Linked DNA regions of Homo sapiens: region 2 is linked to region 1. The links are chromatin loops, found by intact Hi-C in ENCODE. Cell type or tissue: tibial artery. All regions are shown on one strand. Links, peaks and the distances in the headings refer to the core of each region. The heading gives the core; the rest is flanking DNA. Region 1 has its middle 7.5 kb from the start of VPS26C. Region 2 overlaps HLCS-AS1 (HLCS antisense RNA 1).

Evidence for each region. Hi-C counts contacts between places; a loop is a spot of excess contacts. Peaks named below come from ENCODE experiments on the same cell type or tissue, not always from the same donor. Only the 100,000 strongest peaks of a DNase experiment are listed, where the experiment ranks them.
Region 2: a loop joins it to region 1, with 8 times the contacts of the local background. A loop is called at or near these places in 7 of 110 quality-filtered maps.

The regions. Positions count from the first base shown.
Region 1 is chr21:37,270,161-37,279,515 of GRCh38, forward strand. No RefSeq gene overlaps it. Among named protein-coding and RNA genes, the nearest start is that of VPS26C, 7.5 kb to the left of the region's middle. In tibial artery, for the core only: no CTCF peak of the experiment used is centred there; a DNase peak (open chromatin) is centred at 3,881; H3K27me3 peaks cover 258 bases.
Region 2 is chr21:36,967,511-36,976,865 of GRCh38, forward strand. It overlaps HLCS-AS1 (HLCS antisense RNA 1), which reads left to right. Exons shown (of 4, transcript NR_186434.1): 2 at 1,044-1,297; 3 at 4,497-4,739; 4 at 6,090-7,658. It also overlaps a transcript of HLCS not described here. Among named protein-coding and RNA genes, the nearest start is that of HLCS, 5.5 kb to the left of the region's middle. In tibial artery, for the core only: no CTCF peak of the experiment used is centred there; no DNase peak of the experiment used is centred there.

The DNA of each region.
Region 1 (9,355 bases), core at 866-8,865:
GGCCCCAATTATAGGCATCTTTCATTAGGAGATGGAGTACTATGCCTGTAGTTTTCCATTGTGAGCCTAGTGCCAATTCTGGGACAATAGTAGAGGTCCCACTAAACATCTTTAAGTGGGTGCTATGATTCTCTGCGCAGACTCTTCCTGCAGGACTGGAGGACATGTTCCCTGAGCTGCTAGGAGTATTGGTCTCAACAGTTTTCAGCTAAGTCACTCTTCAAAGCTTGGCTTTAATGAAGAAAACTGCCTTGCCCAAGGTCATTCCCCCTTCTAGGGGGCAGCCCACACTTGACAATTAATCCATTTAGGATATAGAGGCCTCTCCGTTGTTCCAGTTTAGGACAACTCTGAAGGACCATTCCATATTCAAAACTCCCAGTATTAGTTAAATACTGATGTGTAGCAAATTACTCCAATCTGTAGTAGCTTTAAATAACAAACGTCTCATTATGTCTGCGAGTTGGGAACTCAGGAGCAGCTTCCCTGGGTGTTCCTGGCTCAAGGTGTCAGATTCTTGCAGTTGTCTGAAGGCCTGTTGTCGGCTGGAAGATCCAGTTCCAAGATGGCTCCCTCACATGGCTGAGGTTGGGAGCACTCACTTCCACTCCACAGGCTGCTTGAGAAGCCTCACAGTATGGCAGCTAGCTTCTCCCAGACCAGTCAATCAAGAGAGAGTGCAATTAGGGAGCTGCAATGCCCTGTGAGGCCAAGTATCTGAAGGACATCTACTTTTCTTCTCTTCATCAGAAGACAGTCACTAAATCCCACTAATTCCATTTGGGAAGGGGAATTTAGCTCTACCTATGGAAGGGAGGGTCAAAGAATTTGAGGACATATTTTAAACCACTACGCTCCGCATTGAATCCTGCTTCCTACACCCAAACCCTGTGCGCCTGTTGATCCTGAGAGCATCTCCCCAATAAACTTCCTGCATGTTAAATCTCCATCTCGTATTCTGCCTTCTGGCAACCTAACCTCAACAATCCAGTTATGCTAGTTTCATAATAACCCTCATAATAACCCTCAAGACACTCTTGTGATACAGGAAAAATTACTATTTCCTCACCTTACAAAAGGGAAGACAGGCACAGAAAGATTAATGTACTTGCCCAAGGTCATAGAGCAACTAAGTGGCAGCCACCAATTCTGACTCCAGAGTTCATATAGGCAATTGCTGATCAATGCGCTACATACATGCACACAACAAACGCCTGGGTGCATAACAATGGGGGGCTCATGATCTTAATCAAAAGACTGGACAAAAGACTGCCAATCAAATGGGAAAATCCAGCAGAGGTGCAATGTCATAGTCAAAGGCAATCTTAAAGAGAGGAATGGGGGGTCATTGTATCAACTGATGGTGAAGATAGAATATTAAAACTATTGCAGAATAGTATAATGCTTTAGTTTGCTACGGCTGCCACAACGAAGTACCACAAACTGGGTGGCTTCAAACAACAGAAATTTATTCTTTCACTCTTCTGGAGGCTGCAAGTTCAAAATCAAGATGTCAGCAGGGTTGTTCTTCTGAGGACGGTGAGGAAAGAATCTGTTCCAGTTCTCTCTCCTTGGCTTTTAGGTGGCCCTCTTATGTCTCCTCACTCTATCTTTAAAAAATGTGTCTTCATGGCTGGGCACAGTGGCTCACACCTGTAATCCCAGCACTTTGGGAGGTCAAGGCAGGAGGATCCCTTGAGCCCAGGAGTTCGAGACTAGCCTGGGCAACATGGCGAAACCCCCCATCTCTACAAAAATATAAAAATTAGCTGGATGTGGTGACGCATGCCTGTAGTCCCAGCTACTTGGGAAGCTGAGGTGGGAGGATCGCTTGAGCCTGGGAGGCAGAGGTTGCAGTGAGCCAAGATCATGTCACTGCACTCTGGCCTGGGCGACAGAGCGAGACCCTGTCTCAAAAAATAAAATAAAATGTATCTTCATGTTCACGTGATGTTCTTTCTGTATCAATGTCTGACTCCAAACTTGCCCTTTTTCTAAATACACCAGTCATCTTGTATTAAGGTCCACTAATGACCCCCTTTTAACTTGATTACCTTTGTAAAGACCCTACTTCCAAATACCGTCACATTCTGAAGTACCAAGGGCTAGGACCTTAATTTGGCAGGGAAACAATTCAACCCAGAACACCATCCTCATAGATGGGATTAGTGCCCTATAAAAGGAATGGAAGGGAGCTAGCTAGTCCTTTTGCCCTTCTGTCCCTTCTGCCAAGAGAGGACATGGCATTTGTCCCTTCTGGAGGACTCAGCATTCAAGGCGCCATCTTGGAAGCAGAGTGGAACCAGACACAACGTGCTGGTACCTTGTTCTTAAACTTCCCAGTCTTCGGAACTATGAGAAATGAACTTCTATTGTTTAGAAATTACCCACTCTGTGGTATTTTGTTATAACAGCATGAATGGACTGAGACAATTGCATGTATGGCCACTAAGAACATCTCAATGTTGATTATGTACAAGTTTGATTAAGGATGTCCTGGATACCTTAACTACCACAACTTACACCACTTGGCAGTTAAGACACACTTTCTCAAATAACAAAATGTGAAGCATTCTTTGTAAACAAACACATAAAAATACAATATTTGTTTTTTATAAACAATATATATGAAATTTATATATAAATAAAGAAAAATAAAATTTTAAAATAAAATTTAAATTAAAGATAAATTAGCCAGGTGTGGTGGCTCACACCTGTAATCCCAGCACTTTGGGAGGCCAAGGAGTGTGGATCATCTGAGGTCAGGAGTTCGACATTAGCCTAGCCAAAATGGTGAAACCTCATCGGTACTAAAAATACAAAAATTAGCCAGGCGTGGTGGCGCAGGCCTGTAATCCCAGGTCCCCGGGAAGCTGAGGCTAGAGGATCACTTGAACCTGGGAGGCAGAGGTTGTAGTGAGCTGAGATCACGTCACTGTACTCCAGCCTGGGTGACAGAGTGAGATTTCATCTAAAAAAAAAATTAATTAAAATAAAATAAAATAAATAAAATTAGAAAATAAAATAGAATTTTAAAATGTAAACATACATAAAAATTTATATAAAAATGTTTAATGAATTTTATAAAAATAAAATTTATATATAAATTTTATATTTTATATAAATTTTTTATTAAAATGTGATTAAAATACAATATTTGTTTCTTATTTGTCAAGAAACAAGTAAAAATATGATACCAGACTAAAAATAACAAAGTATGAATGCTTCACACCAAAACCTATGGGATACAGGTAAAAAAAGAATCCTCTGAAAAATTATTGGAAAAAGTTTGGAAATTTGGTCAGAGTGAAATGATATGCTATCTGGGATTTGCTTCTAAATAACTCTAGGAGGAGGAAGAGGGAGAAGGAGGAGGAGGGGGAGGGGAGAAAGAGGAGGATGAGGAGGGGTGGAGAAGGAGGAGGGGGGAGGGGAGAAAGTAGGATGGGGAGGGGCGGAGAAGGAGGGGAGGAAATGGAGGAAGAGGGAAGGGGTACAGGAGGAGGAGGAGGAAAGGTTTTATTCACTCATTCACTCTGCCTTTGTATACACTTGAGTTCCATAACAAAAGAAGAGAAGATAAATTTACAAAGTAGGATAATATTTTTGAAATATTAAGCTGAAGTATTTTTAAAATTCCTTGTCATTCCCAGCAGGTGCCCCTCAACTCTCTCTCCATCAAGTTTATACCCTGAAGCAAAAAATGTGTGTTGAAGAGCACTTTGCCAAAGATCTGAAACATGGTTTGGTCTAGAGGAAGGGGAATAGAATGAGAAGAGCAGAAGTAGCTCCTGGGGTGGGATCCAGCTGTATTTCATGCTTGGAGTCAACGTCCCAGTTGGGGTTAGAAATGCGCAGGGCAATAGAAAACATGACAGGAAACTCGGAGCTCGAGAGAGAAGAATCAAATGATTAAAATAACCCAAAAGTTAGAGGTATGGGCTGAGTCAGCCAAGGGGGAGTCCCGGCTCTTTCTAGCGGTCCCTCTAGTGTGCTATTGCCTGTGCAGAGATGGGATTTTGAGACACTCCAGCTGGGACGTTGGCAGATAGGCAAGGGACATGGCATTTTTGAACCATATGCCTCTCTCCATCCCAAGTAGAATGCTTTTGGGGAAAGGTAAGAAGGAGACTGAGGATGTGAAAAGAGAATTCTAAAACACTGGCTATCAGCTGGGTTCCAACTGAATAATGAGACTGATTTTCTTCTCCCCTGTCCTCAGCAGAAATGGTTACTGGGGAGCTAAACTGGGTTAATTTATAGAGAAATGAAGACTGGTACTTTTTTGGTCATCTATATGTATGCCTGTAAATTTTGAAACAGCCTACGTATGCAAAAATCAATAGGCATTACGATTTAACAGCAACAACCAGTTAGAAAATAAAATGAAGATACAGACTGTATTCTCAATAGCAATCAAAATATAAAATATTTGGAGTAATTTGAATGTGATCTATGTTTTAGTTACATGAGAAAAGCTATAAGGCTGAATTAAGAAATGTGAAATATGGCAAAATAGAGATTTACAGTATTTCTGAATAGAAAATCTATTTTAAAATGTCCAGTTGTATACAATTAATTTTTAGAGCTAATTACTCTCAATATCCTAATAAAATTTTTCATGAGGAAATTCAATGAAATTCTGTTAAAATTCTTCTGAAAAAATAAAGAAGTATTTTGAAATGACATCTCTTTAAAGAGCTAATTGTAGGAGAAAGGTTTTTACTAGGCATAAAATATAGTATAACTGTAAGAATTAAAAGAGCATCATCCTGACATAAGAGCAATTGGATAGGACAGATCATTCAGAACAGATCCCAACATATTATGTATAGGATTATTTATTTATTTATTTATTTATTTATTTATTTATTTATTTATTTTTGAGACGGAGTCTCACTCTGTCACCCAGGCTGGAGTGCAGTGGCACGATCTCGGCTCACTGCAACCTCGGCCTCCCGGGTTCAAGGGATTCTCCTGCCTCAGCCTCCCGAGTAGCTGGGACTACAGGCGCAGCCACCACGCCCGGCTAATTTTTTGTATTTTTAGTACAGACGGGGTTTCACCGTGTTAGCCAGGATAGTCTCTATCTTCTGACCTTGTGATGATCTGCCCGCCTCATCCTCCCAAAGTGCTGGGATTACAGGTGTGAGCCACCACGCCCGGCCTATTTATTTTTTATTGTATATATTCAAGTTGTATATGAAATTTCAATAAATGATAAAAGAGGCATTGCAAATCTATAAAGAACAGGGGATTACTCAGTAAATGATATTACACTAAATGCTATTTAGAAGAAAAATTCATTTAGATTTTACCATAACAGCATATATCAAAAAAAAGGAAGAGAGAGAAGAAAAGACCTAGTTGGATTAAAGAGTTCAGGAAATAATAAAACAAGTTAAGGCACAGACTTAATGAAAAGTATGGAAAACTTATATGAGAAAAACTACTAAAGTCTTGCATGAGACGTCACAGTAGATTTGAACAGAAGGCAAACATACCATTATCTTGGATAGGAAAGTGTAACATCATAAAAATGTTAAGTCTCCTCTGCTTAATTTATATATTTAAATTAACACTAACAAAAATATTAATTTATTTATGGAGCCAGGCAGGTTGATTATAAAATTTATTTGGAATAATAAATAAGGGAGAATAGCCAGAACAAATCTCAAAAGAGATGAACCGGTGGGGGGCAGGGGGAGGAGGAGGAGCCTAGGACGTGTCATACAGAGAGTGGCACCTGGGACTCATTTTAGCCAGTGGAAGGCAGTGAGAGTTCTGCACCTAAATCTTTTTTTTTTTTAAACAGAGTTTTGCTCTTGTCGCCCAGGCTGGAGTGCAATGGCGTGATCTCAGCTCACCGCAACCTCCACCTCCCGGGTTCAAGCAATTCTCTTGCCTCAGCCTCCCGAGTGGCTAGGATTATAGGCATGCACCCCATGCTCTGCTGCTTTTGTATTTTTAGTAGAGATGGGGTTTCTCCATGTTGGTCGGGCTGGTCTCGAACTCCCAATCTGAGGTTATCCCCCTGCCTCAGCCTCCCAAAGTGCTGGGATTACAGGCATGAGCCACCGCACCCAGCCTCTGCACCTAAATCTTAAAAAGGCCTGGCAACAGGCCTGGCACAGTGGCTCATGCCTGTAGTCCCAAAACTATGAGCCAAGGTGGGAGGATCGCTTGAGGTCAGGATTTTGAGACCAGCATGGGCAACCCAGTGAGACCTATCTCTACAACAACAACAACAAAATTTTTTTAATTAGCTGGTCACAGTGGCATGCGCCTGTAATCCCAGCTACTCAGGAGGCTGAGGTGGGAGGATTGCTTGAGCCCAGGAGTTTGAGGCTGCAGTGACCTATGATTACACCACTACATTCCAGCCTGGATGACAGAGCAAGACCCTATTTCGAAAAAAAAAAAGGCCTGACCTGGCAACTTCTGCTTTTACATGCTGGGAGGGCTGAGTATGATGTAAGGAGCCCAGTGACCCTGATGGAGACACTGTTGAAGGACCACAAAGAGGAGAGGCCCTGAACAATATGGAGAAAGAAGGGGTGGGAGAGAGAGAGAAAACCCCAGCTCCCCCAGCGTAGCCACCAAGAATGGCCCTCCTGCCATGTCCACAAGGACCCAACATACACATGAAGCCATCTCGGGATTTCCACTCCACTGCCATAAAACTGCAGTCACGTGAACGACACAAAGTGAGACTGGCAAAAGGACCACTCAGCTGAGCCACAGTCCACCAGTAGAATTGTGAAAAATAATACAGTGGCCATTGTCCTAAGCCACTGAGTTTTGAGGTGGTTTGTGATGCGGCAGTAGGTGACCAGATCAAATGATTACCGAAGGGGAAAAGACAGAATAGGGCAGGGAGACAGGAAGAGAAGCAAGACATCTCTGCATGTTATGTCATAGAATTTTGACTCTGTATCCATGTAAATGTTTTAGCTAATTTAAAAAAATTTTAATTTAAAAAATTAAACCACACAGAAAAGAGAAATACAATGGAATTGTTAAAACTTCAGTGGGGTAGAGGTAGGAAGACTTTCTACATGACTGATAGAAACATCACAAAGGAGGCCAGGTGCAGTGGCTCACGCCTGTAATTCCAGCACTTTGGAAGGCCGAGGCGGGCGGATCACAAGGTCAGGAGTTTGAGACCAGCCTGGCCAAGATGGTGAAACCCCATCTCTACTGAAAAATACAAAAATCAGCTGGGCGTGGCGGCATGTGCCTGTAATCCCAGCTACTTGGGAGGTTGAGGTAGGAGAATTGCTTGAACCCGGGAGGCGGAGGTTGCAGTGAGCCGAGATCGTGCCAGTGCACTCCAGCCCGGGTGACAGTGCGAGACTGCGTCTCAAAACAAAAACAAAAACAAAAAACAAACAAACAAAAAAGAAACATCACAAAGGAAAAACATAGCCACAGCTGGATGCAGTGGCTCATGCCTGTAATCCCAGCACTTTGGGATGCTGAGGTGGGAGGATCACTTGAGCCCAGGAGTTGGGCAACATAGTGAGACCCCTATGTAAAAAATACAAAAATTAGCCAGGCATGGCGGCGTGTGCCTGTAGTCTCAGCTATGCAGAAAGCTGAGGCCAGAGGATCACTTGAGTCGGGGAGGTCGAGGCTGCAGTGAACCGTGATCGCATCACTGCATTCCAGCCTGGGCCACAAAGCAAGATCATGTCTCAAAAAAAAAAAAAAGAAAAAGAAAAAAAGTCAATTTATTATATAGAAAATTTTCCTATACATCAGTGGGGAAACCCATAATAAGAAGGAAAGAACTGCTGGGCGCAGTGGCTCATGCCTATAATCCCAGCACTTTGGGAGGCCAAGGCAGGTGGGTCACCTGAGGTTGGGAGTTTGAGACCAGCCTGACCAACATGGAGAAACCCTGTCTCTACCAAAAATACAAAATTAGCCGGATGTGGTGGCACATGCCTGTAACCCCAGCTACTCGGGAGGCTGAGAGGGGAGAATCACTTGAACCCGGGAGGTGGAGGCTGCGGTGAGTCGAGATCGCGCCATTGCATTCCAGCCTGGGCAACAAGAGTGAAACGCTGGCCCCCCCCCGCCCCCCCAGAAAAAAGGAAAGAACATTTTGGGAAATATATACAACAAACATGACAAGAAAAGTTCACATTTTGACCACAGAGGATGTGTTAGTTTTCTACAGCCGTGTAATAAATAACTATAAATGTAGAGATGCGAAACAACACCCACTGATTAGCTCACAGCTCTGTGGGTTCAACTGGATTCTCTGCTTAGGGTCAAACAGGGTTGAGATCAAGGTGTCTGCCTGGCTGGGCTATTACCTGGAGGCTCTGGGAAGCACCTACTTGAAAGCTCATTGAGGTGACGGGCAGAATTCAGTTCCTTGTGGTTGTAGGACTCCAGTCACGTGCCCTCGCTGACTGTCAGCAGGGACCACTCTCAGCTTTTAAAGACGTCTCTCTGATCAGTGGGCAGAGCCCCTCCATCATCAAAGCCAGCCATGGTGCATCAAATCCTTCTTGTGCTTTGAATCTCTTTGACTGCCCTTTCTGCGGCCAGACAGAGAACATTTTCTGCTTTTAAAAGGCTAATGATATTAGATTAGGCCCACCTAGAAAATCTCCCTATTTGAAGATTAACCATGCCAGGTAACATAATCTTGGGAGTGATATTTCATCATATCCACAGCTTCCACCCTCACTCAAAGGGAGGGGATTATAGAAAGAAGAAGGTCATTGGGGGTCATTCTTAGAATTTTGACTACCAGAGGGGATAACATTCACATCTATAATAAGAACTCTAAGACACAGGACATGAATAACAGTTTGCAAAAGAGGAAATCAAGTAGTTAGCAGACATATGGGAAAATGTTTCACTTCAATTGAAATAAAAGAAATTCTAGTAGAAATCTTCTACTCACAGATTAAATTAGCAAAAAATACTAAATATTGGCAGCTATGTGGTGAAACAGGCATTTCATTCATTGATGATAGCAATGTGAATGGTACAACACATGTAGAAATAAATTTGGAAATATATACCAACGCCTTTAAAATGTTTATATTCTTTGGCCCAGTAATTTGACTGCTGGGAATCTATGTAAAGATTAATCCTAAATTTGGAAAAAAAATTTCCCAGCAATCAAGTAATCCTAAATTTGAGAAAAAAACATTTTTAAACACTGATATGGTTTGGCTCTGTGTCCCCACCCAAATCTCACTTTGACTTGTAATAATCCCCACGTGTCATGGGAGGGACCCGGTGGGAGGTAACTGAATCATGAGGGCAGGTTTTTCCTGTGCTGTTCTCATGATAGTGAATAAGTCTCACAAGATCTGATGGCTTTATAAAG
Region 2 (9,355 bases), core at 510-8,509, 300 kb before region 1:
GGAAGCATAATTAGTCCTGACACAGAGGCTTCTCCCATAGAACCTCATTTCTTTAAAAGGCATTATGTAAAGAACGTGTTCTGAACAGCTGCGAAGCACAGCAAAGAATTCCATCCAGTGGCTTCCTATTCTGGCCCTCGCTGAAAATAGGTGGCAAGATGCAGCAAAAGCAATCATGTACACCACGTCCATGTCTTAATCTAAGGATAGTTTTTGTTTGTTTGTTTTTGAGACAGTCTCTCTCTGTCACCCAGGCTGGAGTGCAGTGGTGCAATCTCGGCTCACTGCAAGCTCTGCCTCCTGGGTTCAAGCGATTCTCCTGCCTCAGCCTCCCGAGTAGCTGGGATTACAGGTGCCCGTCACCATGCCTGGCTAACTTTTGTATTTTTAGTAGAGACAGGGTTTCACCACGTTGGCCAGGGTGGTCTCGAACTCCTGACCTCAGGTGATCCACCCGCCTCTGCCTCCCAAAGTGCTGGGATTACAGGCGTGAACCACCGCGCCCAGCTAGGATAGATTTTTTTTAAGAGACAAGGTTTCGTTCTGTCGCCCAGGCTGGAGTGCCGTGGCATAATCACAGCTCTCTGCAGCTTCGAACTCTGAGCTGAAGTGATCTTCCTGGCCACCATGCCCAGCTAATTTTTTAGAAATTATTTTTCATAGAGACAGGGTCTCGCTGTGTCGCCCAGGCTGGTCTCAAACTCCTGGTCTCGAGCAGTCAAACTCCTGCCTGGATCTCCCAAAGTGCTGGGATTACAAGTTTGAGCCATGGCGCCTAGCCATAAAGATAGATTTTTAAAGTACCTTGGCCATTTGTTCATCTGCTTTAATATAGCTGCATAGAACACCCACTCCCAGAACTTCAGACTTTTGGTTAGATAACATAGTATATTTTCCCCCTTGCATATAGCGATAGATTTTTAAAAGAGAGAAAATCCAAAAAGAAATAACTGGGCTTAAAAGCAAGCATCTCTGTGGACCAGAAATAGAAGAAAAACAAAGTGATAAACAGGACTAAAGCCATATCCTACACTTCTCTACAGGACAGTGGCAGCCGGAAAGTGGGTTCCTGCATGGTAACAAGACCTTAAAATTGTGTCACTGGAGAAGGACGTGCAGTTCCCGCTGAGGAGAGACTTGGCCACTCCAGGACAACACAGGACTACAAGTCAGGAATTTGAAGATGAAAAGTGCTCAACAGTGATAAATCCTAAATGTTTCACTGAACAACCTTTCAGATAGCCTTCTTGAAGTTTGCTGAATTATGGCTATAAGGACCACTCCCCACCCCTGCTAGGTATGGAGAGGTCATCTCCTCTATCTGAAGGTGACCAACATCTCCAGTTTTTCCAAATTCCCTAAGGGTTTTGAGACCACACCTTCCCACAGGTACTCTAACTCCACCTGGCCAATAGGAATTTTCTAGGTTTACCCTTAGGTGTTTCGAGATATGGTCTCAGAATACATCATGGGAAAATTACATTTTGGGGTCAATCCTGTATACCAATTCTAGGTTAAAAGCATGGGGACCACCATGGTTCAACATGAGCTGACCCTTGCATTGAAGAGTACTGATACCATTCATGCCTGGGGAAGGAATAGAGGGAGGAAGATATGAAGGGCACAGTGAGAAGTGAAACAGTCACATAACAAGCTCTGTTTATGATCCCGCCCTAAAATGATTTCATTTTGCAAAGGTCAAGGATAGAGTTGAGTTTCATCACCCCTATATAACAAAGGAATAGGGGAAGGATGCAAAAATAATACACCAAGGGATATTAATGTGTATGCACCTGATCCTCATCCTGTAGTCCCTCACTGCTCAAAGTGTGGTCCTTAGAGCAGCAGCAGCAGCATCACTTGGAAGCTCGCAAGAAAAGCGGAATCCTAGGCCCCACCCAACCCCAAATCAGCGTCTGCATTTTGACAAAATCCCAGGAGACTCACAAACACATTAAAGTTAGAGAAGCACTGCTAACATCTTCCTCTGTCATTCCCTGGGTCTGGGCTACTCTAGACTCTAATAAGACATTTCCAAAATGATGTGGAAAATAAGACCACAGACTAGGGATTTTTTTTTTTTTTTTTAGATGAAGTCTCACTTGCCCAGGTTGGAGTGCAGCGCGATCTCAGCTCACTGCAACGTCCGCCTCCCAAGTTCAAGTGATTCTCCTGCCTCAGCCTCCCGAGTAGCTGGGATTACAAGCACATGCCACCACACCTGGCTAATTTGTGTATTTTTAGTAGAGATGGGGTTTCACCATGTTGGCCAGGCTGGTCTCAAACTCCTAACCTCAGGTGATCGTCCCACCTCAGCCTCCCAACGTGCTGGGATTACAGGCGTGAGCCACCGCGCCCGGTCAGACTAGGGATTTAGAAGCAAGACTTTGTCATTTATAAGAACACTGCAGAAAGGAACAAGAATGACCCAGCTAGCCACTGAAGACCACCTCTGAAACCCATCAACATGACCGGCTTTCTATAGGAAAAGTCTCCACAGACTCAAAAAGTCTCTAGTTTCTTGCCCTTAGGAAGGCATGCCCTGGGAATAATAGTTTGGGGACAAGAGAGAGTAGAGTGTTTACTGTCCTATCCCCCATTAAATACATGGCAGAACTTCCCCAGGGAAAGCCTATCATACTGACATTAACTCAGTACCTGTTTGAACTTGGAGAGCATTCAGAATTCTCATCAGTCAAATGGCCAGAGCTGAGAAGGATAGCTTGTTTTGTTTGTTTTTGAGACAGGGTCTTGCTATGTCACCCAGGCTGGAGGGCAGTGGTGCAATCCCGACTCACTGCAGCCTCGACCTCGTGGGCTCAAGCAATCCTCCCTCCTCAGTTTCCCAAAGTGTTGGGATTACAGGCATGAGCCACCACACCTGGCTAATTTTTGTATTTTTTGTAGAGACAAGGTTTTACCCTGTTGCCCAGGCTGGTTTCCAACTCCTGAGCTCAAGCCATCTGCCCACCTTAGCCTCCCAAAGTTGTGGGATTACAGGCACATGCCACCACACCTGGCTAATTTTTATATTTTTTTGTAGAGACAGGATTTTGCCATGTTGCCCAGGCTTGTCTCGAACTCCTGGATTCAAGCAATCTACCCGCCTCGGCCTCCCAAAGTACCGGGATTACAAGCGTGAGCCACCGTGCCCAGCCTGGGATACTTTCTAAGAACCAAGGAACTATGTAGAAAATCTTCGCCGGGCACAGTGGCTCACGCCTATAATCCCAGCACTTTGGGAGGCCAAGATGGGCAGATCACGAGGTCAGGAGATCGAGACCATCCTGGCTAACACAGTGAAACCCCGTCTCTATTAAAAAATACAAAAAAGTTAGCCAGGCGTGGTGGCGGGCGCCTGTAATCCCAGCTACTGAGGAGGCTGAGGCAGGAGAATGGCGTGAACCCAGGAGGCGGAGCTTGTAGTGAGCCAAGATTGCGCCACTGCACTCCAGCCTGGGCGACAGAGCAAGACTCCATCTCAAAAAAAAAAAAAGAAAGAAAAGAAAATCTTGATCTCTATTCAGTAACTTTAATACGTATATTAACATGTTCTTGTTTTTGGAACAATCGTCAAATCAAGCAAAAAGTAATTTTATTTTGTTAATCAAAATAAAGAGAAAAGTAGACAATATTTAGAGCATCAAAAGAATTTAAATTAGAACATCTTTAACTATTGGAAATATGCATTTGAACTCATGTCTTTAAGAGGAAAATAATTATCTTTCCTAGCTCTTTCACTGAGATGGCCTCAGAGTAGCCTTACCCCAAGATGCACCTGAGTGCTCAGATTCTTGAATGGGTGCTCTTCTCCTCATTACAAGGAACTAGAAATCCTTGGAGAAATCACTGATTCTGGTGTTCAAGAGATACCAGATAAGCTGGAACATCTTATGCTAGGAAGCAGGAGAAGCTTCAAAGAAAAATAGGTCCAGGCAGAAGGATGCAGGAGACAAGCTAGAAGTGCCAAATCAGGACGATTTGAGTATCAAATTGAAATACACCCAATTATGAAGGTACCCAATTTTCAAGAGCCGGCTGGGCGCGGTGGCTCACACCTGTAATCCTACCACTCTGGGAGACTGAGGCGGGCAGATCACCTGAAATCAAGAGTTCAAGACCAGCCTGGGCAACATGGCGAAACCCCATCTCTACTAAAAATACAAAACTTAGCCAGGCGCAGTGGCATACACCTGCAGTCCCACCTACTCAGGAGGCTGAGCCAGGAGAATCACTTGAACCCAGGAGACAGAGGTTGCAGTGAGCCGAGATTGCACCACTGCACTCAAGCCTGGGTGACAGAAAAAGACTCCATCTCAAAAAAAAAAAAAAAAATGAAGAGCCATGAAATCCATGGTTATCCTCAATAAAATTTAAATATTCGAAAAGAATGTAGGATAAAATGTGTTACTGCTGAGTCTCGTTATTTGGTTATGTTTGTATTGATTCATTTGTTGTATTGATAAAGATTAGTAGGTGGCAAATTCTTCCTTTAGAAGGTTGTTTGTGACCCAAGAGGGCATCAATACAAAGACCCTAAAGCTGGGATTCCGAAGCACAGAGTCGCGGGAGAGAACCAAAGCTCATCGCATCTGGTTTAAGACTCCTTCAGAGTTGGATCAGCCTAAAAACAGGACATGGTACAAGATTTTATTCATTCCAAAGATTGTAAAAATTAAATTCATCCTGAGAATTTATCAGTCTATGTGGGAGCTACAGACTTCTATGAGCAAGCAGAGGTAAGTAATGTTCTAACTTCAACTAAAAGAGGCTAAGAGATCATCTTCCTTCTTTTGAATTTAATTTTTTTATTATTATTTTAAAAGACAGGGTCTTGCCCTACCACCCAGGCTGCTCTTGAACCCCTAACCTCAAGCTGTCCTCCTGCCTCAGCCTCCCAAAGCATTGGGATTACAGGCATGTGTCGTGCCTGGCCTCACCCTCCTTGAGATTTCAGAATTGTTGACAGAATGACAATAAGTAGGATTCACTGTCTCCTTAAAGACTGAGGAAAGAAACCCAGTGAAACCTCTGATGGACAATGGCCTCAGTTAACTAGGACAGTAACTGTACAGTATCCATCTCCTAATCCAGTAAAACTGAGTTACATATAGAAAGGCTTGAAAGAAGCAAAGCCATAGATTTATATTTCTGTATTAATAAGGAATCTATGCATATTTTTGGTCTTATATATACTTGAAGTGTGTTAGAGTATGTGGCTGTTTTAAGTACATTCTTATAACTAATTTGAAATGGGTACTTCTATATTGAAATCTTACTGAGTTTATGAATAGTATTGAAACATCTAAGGGAATATTATTAGGTTTGCCATATTAATATACTGAATCTGCTAGATTGATAAGAATTACATAATCAGGCCACTGAAATGTATAAAAAGGAAATTTAATTTAAAAAGGACTTGGGGGCAGACACAGTGGCTCATGCCTGTAATCCCAACAGTTTGGGAGGCCAAAGTGGGAGGATCATTTGAGTCCAGAAGTTCATGACCAGCGTGGGCAACACAGGGAAACCCCATCTCTATGAAAAAAAAAACAAAACATTTTTTTAAATTAGCCAAGCATGGTGGTGCATGCCTGTGGTGACAGCTTCTCGGGAGGCTGAGGTAGGAGGATCACTTGAGCCCAGAAGGTCAAGGCTTCAGTGAGCTGTGATCGCACCACTGGTCTCCAGCCTCAGCGACAGAGAAAGACCCTGTCTTTTTTTTTTTTTTTTTTTTTTTTTAGCAGCTCTGGAATGAGAATAGGTATTTGTAACACACATAACTGATAAAGGATTCATATCTAGAATATACAAAGAACTCCAAATCAATGAGGAAAAGTCAGAAAACCAAAAAAGGAGGACAGCTAAAGCTGAAAAAGCACTTCAAAAACAGACTGTACCCAGCTGTCTGATAAATATGAAAAAGTATGCAGTCTCAAAGTAGGTCCAAATTAAGACCTTCATGAGAATTGGTATACACCCATCGGTTTGGCAGAAATCCCCTTCTCAAGCCCTGGAATTCTGGGCTCTACCCCCATTGCTCAAAGATCTGACCATTTTCCATTTCCATCCCTTCCATCTTTCTGCAGTACCTGGCATTCCTGACCATGCTATTTCTACCAATCAACAAAAACTACTAGATACTCAGAGGGGATTTAATACAGAGAGCTGGCTACAACATGACAAAACACCAGACAAGGGAGGGCACTGTGGCTCATGCCTGTAATCCCGGCACTTCGGGAGGCCAAGGCGGGTGGATCACCTGAGGTCAGGAGTTTGAGATCAGCTAGCCAACATGGTGAAACCCCGTCTCTACTAAAAATACAAAAAATTAGCCGGGCATGGTGGCAGGCACCTGTAATCCCAGCTACTTGGGAGGCTGAGGCAGGAGAATCGCTTGAACCTGGGAGGCGGAGGTTGCAGTGAGCCAAGATCATGCCCTTGCACTCCAGCCTGGGCAACAAGAGTGAAACTCCGTCTGAAATAAATAAATAAATAAACAAACGGACACACACCACAGAAGGGACAGTGAGGCAACCCAGGGAATAGAAAGAGCAGAAGCCGCGACCCTCTGTAGGGCTGAGGGCACACAACACAGGTCAAGTTACCGTCGCCCGGGATCCAGGGTCCCCTGGTGGAAGCTGGAACCCACAGATCAGTGCTGTGGGAGATGGAGCCACAGAGAAACAACTGCTGCTGGAGACATCAGCAGGGGAAGAAGGCGGAAAAATACTGTAGCCGCTCCACACCTCCAGCCCAACGCCCCATGGCGGAACTTCACTAGAGGCCCCACGGCAGAAGAGCCTCCAGGAACCTCCTTGTGGACCAGAGGAGAGAGATAGAGAGGCGGCAGGAGGCAAGGGTGTGTCTAAGACAAACAGGCCACAGCCAGCCCCTGGCCTTCCTGAAACTCCTCCCTTGGGTTCTTTTAAAATTCAATATTCTGCTTCTGTTCCAGGGTTAATGGGCTGAACTGTGTCCCCCCAAATTCTAATGTTGAAGTTCTAACCCCCAGTACCTCAGAATGGGACTGCATCAGGAGACAGGTACTTTAAAATAGTCATTAAGGTAAAATGAGGTCACCACCTAATCTGTTATGACTGGTATCCTTATAAGGATAAAATAGTCATTAAGGTGAAATGAGGTCATCACCTAATCTGTTATGACTGGTATCCTTATAAGGAGAGGAGACTAGACACAGACATGCACAGGGGGACAATCCTGTAAGGACAAAGGGAGAAGACAGCCATCTCCAAGCCAAGGAGAGAGGCCTCAGGAGAAACCAACCCCGCCCACACCTTCATCTTGGACTTCTAGCTTCCAGAACTGGGGAAATGAATTTCTGTTGTTGAAGCCCCAGTCTGCAATACTTAGTTATAGCAGCCCTTGCGAACCAGCACATCCAAGTTCTCCGTCTCTGTCTCTAACCCCTCTCTCAACTGTCGGCCATAAGTGAGCCTCTGCCCCCAACTTCTGGCCTCCTCTATGTTCTCTTCCTTGGTGACCTCTGGCAGTGACGCTCAGTCCTCATGGCCAGCTCTGGCCTCTCCCAGGCTCTGGCGCCGCAATCATCTCTTCCACTTGTCTCTGCTTGGATAGTCTGTCAGCATCTCAAAGGCAACATGAATAAAACCAAATGCATTTTTTCCTCCCACAAATTATCTCTTTATCCTGATTTCTCTTATCTCTGTTCATGACTTGTTCACCTTTTCACTAGGACCCAGAATTCATGCATCTTGGAGTCCCAACTTCTCCAGCCCCTGTGTCTTGTTTATTTCCATAGCAGTTGGTAGGCGGGACCTCTGCACAGTCTCACATGGTCCCTTCTTTCTAGTCCAGGCCCAGCTCAGCCCTCACCAGAACAGGCACTAGCACGACAGCCTGCTGGATGATTCCCGGTGCCCGTCCCCTGTTTCCCACGGTTCTGCCTCATCCAGCACACTCTGCACTTGACTGCCTAAAGCACAGCGCTCATCCCATCACTCCTGCTTCTCAAACTCCTGCAGTGCCTGCCCCCACCCCAGAAAGTGCAGGCAGTCTTGCCTGGCATTCAAGACCTTCCACTGAGCCTAAGCAACATAGTGAGACCCCATCTCTACAAAAAATTTAAAAATTAGCCAGGCATGGTGGCACGTGCCTATAGCCCCAGCTACTTGGGAGGCTGAGGCGGGAGAACTGCTGGAGCCCGGGAGTTCCAGGATGTAGTGATCCATGTTCATACCACTGCACTCCAGCCTGGGCAACAGAAGAGACCCCATCTCTAAAAAGAAAAGAAAAAGACCTTCCATTGGACCCACCTAACCGGGTCTCCCTCATTGGCAGCCATTCACTTATTCCACGTTCATTCTGCACCTCCTGCACACGAGGTGCTATGCCAATTACTGGATACATTTAATCCCTCAACAACTCTGCATGGTGACCATTATTGTCCCCATCTTGCAAAGGAAGAAACTGAATTTTAGAACAGTTGAATTTTAGAACTTGAGCTCCCATAATTAGGTGGGGAAACTGATGTTTGAATTTGTGTCCTTTTGGCCCCAAAGTCCTTCTCTGGATAAACTAGGCAACCAAGAGCAAAGAATGCTCTATACCCGACAAAAATAGAAATGAAACTCAAGATCCAAGACGCAAGAGTGGCAGAAGGTTCAAGGTGCACCACTGCCAGCCCTGACAGCCTTTGTATCCAGGTCAGTTGAACAGGCCGGGATTGTCCCCAACTTGGACACATCTAAAAAGCTGCAGGTGGGATGTCATCAAAATCACCTGGGAAAACAACCTGCTCTGAAAACAGAGGCATGATCCAAAAGACAAAGAGGTTTGTGATACCCTTTCTGTACAATAGCTGACTATCAGTAAGTCATTACTGTTTTAAGGAAGTCAGTCACACACACACACACACGCATACACACACAGAAAAATACAAGTTAGCTGGGCGTGGTGGTGTGCACCTGCAATCCCAGCTACTCGGGAGGCTGAGGCAGCAGAATCATTTGAACCCGGGAGGCAGAGGTTGCAGTGATCCAAGATTGCATCACTACACTCCAGCCTGGGCAACAGAGCCAGACTGTCTCAAAAAATAAATAACAATAATAATAATAATGTTGCACCAATGTCAGTTTTGGTAAATCCATGGTTGTGTAAGATGTTAGCATTAGAGGAAGCTGGGTGAAGTTTCAAAGAACTCTCTGTACTATTTCTCTTTTGTAAGCCTAAAATTATTTCAAAATAATAGGTGATAAAAATTAGAAGGTGACATTCCACTGAATTTCATCAGCACTCCTTTTTTCCCCTCTTCCGAACCAGCCATGTGATCTTAAGCAAATTATCTCATCTCTCTAGGTCACAGTTTTTCAAC